Regions from separate parts of the Homo sapiens genome. Here region 1 is linked to region 2. A link is a loop called in an ENCODE intact Hi-C map of the cell type or tissue named here. Cell type or tissue: HepG2. All regions are shown on one strand.

The links. A loop is a pair of places that touch in the nucleus more often than their neighbours do. Peaks named below come from ENCODE experiments on the same cell type or tissue, not always from the same donor. Only the 100,000 strongest peaks of a DNase experiment are listed, where the experiment ranks them.
Region 1: it touches region 2 in a loop (18-fold over the local background); 38 of 110 quality-filtered maps call a loop at or near these places.

The regions. Positions count from the first base shown.
Region 1 is chr20:22,337,832-22,340,331 of GRCh38, forward strand. No RefSeq gene overlaps it. Among named protein-coding and RNA genes, the nearest start is that of LINC01427, 56 kb to the left of the region's middle. In HepG2, a CTCF peak has its summit at 1,471 (motif pointing right); a DNase peak (open chromatin) is centred at 1,460; H3K27me3 peaks cover 824 bases.
Region 2 is chr20:22,585,864-22,588,363 of GRCh38, forward strand. It overlaps LNCNEF (lncRNA neighboring enhancer of FOXA2), which reads right to left. Exons shown (of 3, transcript NR_109883.1): 3 at 1,659-1,925. Among named protein-coding and RNA genes, the nearest start is that of FOXA2, 2.5 kb to the left of the region's middle. RefSeq lists enhancers at 250-1,005, 1,006-1,760. In HepG2, a CTCF peak has its summit at 982 (motif pointing left); DNase peaks (open chromatin) are centred at 988 and 1,288; H3K4me3 peaks cover 684 bases; H3K27me3 peaks cover 1,238 bases.

The DNA of each region.
Region 1 (2,500 bases), 250 kb before region 2:
AGGAGCCATGTCCCTGTTAGGTAGCCACTGTTCTTATTAGACAGTGTAGAAAAGAACGGGAGATGAATAATGATATTCCAATTTCCACACATAAGTGAAAGCTGGGTCTGGGATTTGAAGTTGAGACTTAAATTTTGGTTCTTTGAACTCCTAGCCTCTGCAATGGTAACACTCAGTCAAGAACATTCTCCACTCCATTCTTCTCTGCTCTCCCAGTAAAATACCCAGAGCAGGGTCATCACAGAGGGAAGACCAGGACTCTTGGGATCTCACAGAGATACTTGACCCCATGCTCATAGCAGCATTATTCACAATAGCCAAGGTATAGTAGAAAGAGCCTAAATCCCATCTGTGATGCATGGATAAAAAGAATGTGGTATACACTTACAGTGGAGTATTATTCAACCTCCAAAAAGGAAGATAATTCTGTAATCTGTGACAACATGGATGGAGCTGGAGGACATTATGTTAAGTGAAATCAGCCAGGCACAGAAAGACAAATATCACGTGATCTCACTTATACATGGAATCCAAAATAGTGAAACTGTAAAAGTCAAGGGTGTAATGGTGGTTTCCAGGGGCTGCGGGGGGAAGCAGAGGTGTTGATCAAAGGTGGAAAGTTTCAGCCAGGCGAGAGGAGTAGGTTCTGGAGACTGTGGTGCAGGATAGTGCCAACAGCTAATGATGCAGTATTGCATTCCTAAGATTCTCTAAGAGGGTAGAGCTTATATGACGCGTTCTTATAATAATAATAATAGGGGTGAGAAGAAACTTCGAGAGGTCTAGACATTTAATTATGTATAGCTTTATACATATTAATTTTACCTCAATAAAGTGATTTTTGAAAAAGAAAAGAAAATCCTCCTTGTGGAAATTTACAGAGGATGATTCCAGAAAGATACTATATCATAGACTATCAATCATTTGGCTTATCTCTCAAGCTCTTATAAACAGTAGGAATATTAATGGACTTTATTAACCTATAGGTCAATGAATTTTAATTTATTTAATTATCTTTAAATTTTCCTTGACAGGAGGAGAAAATAAGTAGGGCTTATTGAACAATAAAGAACATTTATTTTATATCAAAGTATAGGTCCCTATGCAGCCTTTATTTTATCTTTAATATTCAGAAGTGAATCCACAATGGCTTTCCTTCTTACTTATATGGCAACCAAAACTGTATGACATGGCAAAATATCACAAAACAGAAGCTAGAAGTTGAAGCTGTAATAAAAACTACCAGAATATGTGAATAATCTGATTTTTTAAATGGAATGACAGCACCTATGGTGTGGCTTTTCTTGCTAAACAGAGACACATTTTTATCCCTACAAATGGTGTCATGTATTTTTTTTCAGTCAGTTGTGTCATATTCTGGCTTCATACTTTTTTCCATGCTCATTTAAGGCCATGGAGTTGTCTAATACCTGTTAAGATCTTGGATAGTTTTGACCACCAGGAGGCGTGTTAGACCAGCAAATTGACACTTCGTCACTAGCGTCCATCCTTGAACACTTCGGAAGATTAAAGGTTAAAGATGAACGTGAGCCTCACTGAAAGTGATTGTAGAGAGATAAAGAGAAGGATTATAATTTTCAAAAGAAACTCTGAGGGTTTTTTTGTTTTGTTTTGCTTTTCAATTCAGCTCAAACCAAATGGTTGCTTTTTTTCCGTTTTTGTAAACTTGCGTCATGTACCTGTGAATTTCGGGCAGGGGCTGAGGTGTGGGGAGCTCTGCTGAAACTTTAAAGCAGAGTCGTGATTCTCTGCCCCCCTCCATTACAAAAGGCAGGCAATAATGTAAATAGAACGTTAGACAGGCTGTGGTTTGTGCTCAGCTGCTCAGGGTTTGCAGGACTGCTGCTTCCAGGAATCTAGCTTTCTCCAGGCTCAGCCTCAATTCAAGTAAGGCTGGACTGGCAGGACTAAATAGAAACTTACCCACTTTTGTTACCTCTTTTCTGAGTCCAGCAGGGAGGCAATCTTAGATCGTAGAAATTACTGCCCTACAGAAATGCCGATGTCCAGAGAGAAAGTGGCATGTCTAGTGCTGTTAATTTCACTACTGCTTTGTGTTATCGCTTTAATAAGATAGGGACTTATCCCAGCGGGGGCTGGGAGTAATGCCATTATTAAATGATTTTCTCTTGGCTCCAAACCCACCTTTCTATATCCTGCCTTGTGATGCCAGCACTGGGACTCTGCAAACTGCAGTTGGGCTTGGCCAGATGCTCCTGGCAAGGGGACGCTAGAGTGAGGCCGCAAATCTGGAGGGAGAGGGGCCCGACCGTTCCTCCTGAGGACTTCCTCCTCCTCCCAGCATCTCTCCAGCAAGGCCGCTTCCACCCAGCAGTGGCAGTTCCTTCCCACTGTTGCAGCTGAATCATGTTTGTAGTTTTCCAAAACTCACAAAACCAGCCCTATCATGCCCTCTTAGAGACTTCAGCTTACCCTTGCATAACTCCAAGTCCAAAGCCTGTGCAAAACAGTTCAGCTG
Region 2 (2,500 bases):
GATCCAGCCCTGTACCCACCCCCTCAGACACAGAGAATGCATAGGAACTAGTGGGCATCCAGCCCACCTGTCCAAAATTGGGGGCGATGGTGGCAGAAGACAGGCGAGATGGCAGACACGGAGCTTCGCATTGAAGCTTGAGTAAGGGTGAGGCTGGAAGGCAAGCGAGGAGGTAGCAGTAGGCACAGGGGAACCACTTCCCTAACCCCAGGACTCTCAGGTCTGCACGGTTTGGGACACAGAAGGAAGCCGCCGGCAGCATCTTTTGCTGCTGAAATGCAGATGGTTTGGACACTTCATAAAGAGGGCATTAATAAGCCCGCCGAGTGAGCGCCAGGGCGGGATTCTCCCACAAATTCAAGGTCTGTATCTCCGCGGAAGCCGTGCCTATCGGTCCCCCGAGTGCTGAAGGCTCCCACGAGGGGCAGGCCAGCCCGGTGCGCCAGGGAAGGAGCTTGATGGTGTGTACGGCTACGTAGTGAACGTGGAGGTGTGCGCAGCGGAGTCAGAGGGGCTAGATCCCCAGCATTTCCCACGGGGTCCCACCTAGCGCGTGGATGGGAGCAACTTCATCACTCCACCGAGGGCAGGGAAAGAGGAGTAAGCATTGGAGCTCAAAGAATGAGCAATTTTTCAAAGCTTTCTCCGCAGGCCTGGGCAGACACACACGCACACACACACACACCGCACCCCCAAAACTCAAAAGAATGTTATGGTTGACCTAGTCTGTGCGTGTGCTGTATGAGAGTATTTGTGAGCTTATGTGGGTGCCCACTTCCCTTTCTATTTTGCTCCTGGGTGGAAATTTGGTCCCAGAAATTATTCCAGGAACAGAAGGAGCGAGCTGGAGGGCCGCAGGAGAAGGGGGCGCTACACTTCCAAGGAGCGGACTTTGGAAGCCCCCACCTCCACCACAGCACTATTGGTGGCCGGGGTCAGGGACACCAGAGAGCGCTCGGCGGGGGCTTCCACAGTGACAGGGCGCCCCCTGTCGGCCGCCAGGCCCGCGGGACCGACCCGAGTCCTCATTTACCCCCGCGATCCCAACCCCGCAGCTCCGGCACCGGAGCACCTTCTCCCCCGCTCTCCCAGTCTCTCCGAAAACGCCTTCGGGGGGACTCGGCCTTTTTGGAGCCCCAACCCCTAGGTTCTGCGCGAACCCAAAACGGCCTCCTGCACCCTGGCGAGGTTCTGGGAGCTCCGGTAGGGTAGGGCTGGATGACGCCTCCTAGAGTCTCGGAGCAGCCGCTCCCGCACCCTCCCGGCACGCCTGCCCATGGGAATGCGAGCGGGGTCTACGGTTAGCTTTAGGTAGCTGGGAGCGGGACACCAACGGGCTGCGAAGGAAGCAGGGACGTTCAGACAGCCTGGGGTTCGCGTTCCCTTCCAGCTCAGCGGTCTTTGGAGCTCCTCCTTCCCGGAGTTCTGATTTCTAAAGGGCTATCCAGAGTTCTGGCTCAGGCTTGAATGCTGAAGATTGCTCCCGGAGTTTCTCTCCAGGAAAAAGTTCGCGGGGACCTCGGGCTGCAGATGTTTCTCCCAATCCCTCTTTAGTCTACCCTCATGTAGGGCCGAGACCTACAGAGCCCTTCCCTTTCCATTTTGTTAGGTCACCGCCGGCTTCTATAATAAAGCTGCTTTATAACTGAGGACTGTGCTTGGGGTTAGCATGCTATTTTTATTTTGGATGTTGCCTCAATGGCAAAGTCATAAGACTCGAGTTCAAATCCAGGCCTCCTCTGCTCTCCCTGGGAAGAAAACACCCAGGCCATCCAGGTCTCCTAGGCCTTCATCTTGCTGGAACAATCTGCGTTCCCCTAGCAAAAGTCCTCCCTAGAGCTCTCTTTGTCACATGAAACCAACCAGTGCAGAAGGGGCATCATTGAACAGAACTCAATTTTCCTAAGTGAGAACCCATGAAATACCTAAGGAGAAAAACAATAAAAGTCCCATTAATACTCCAATTCCTAAAACCTTTCAGAGAATAAATACCCAGGCAAGGCCTTGCTCAAAGTTCCCCAGCGTGTTTAGGGCAACATAAGGCAGATATGTAGGCAAGATGAAGGCAGAGGGGATGGAAAAGTGACAGCACAGTCTTGGGAAAGTATGCATTTTTACTTTCTTATAAACTTTTTAATTGGTAAAAAAGCAGATGTCCAAACACCCCTTATTCATTCTCTGGATGAATCTCAAGTCTCAATGAAGAAAAGGCATATCGTGTGTCAAAGATTATAATCAACATTTCACTTTCTTTGGGTGGGTTATTATTTCTGAAATGTACTGAAAAATCAGCCAGGCGCAATGGCTCATGCCTGTAATCCCAGCACTTTGGGAGGCCGGGGCGGGCGGATCACCTTAGGTCAGGAGTTCAAGACCAGCCTGACAAACATGGTGAAAACCCATCTTTATTAAAAATACGAAATTAACAGGATGTGGTGGCCCATGCCTATAATCCCAGCTACTTCGGGGGCTGAGGCAGGAGAATCGCTTGAACCCGGGA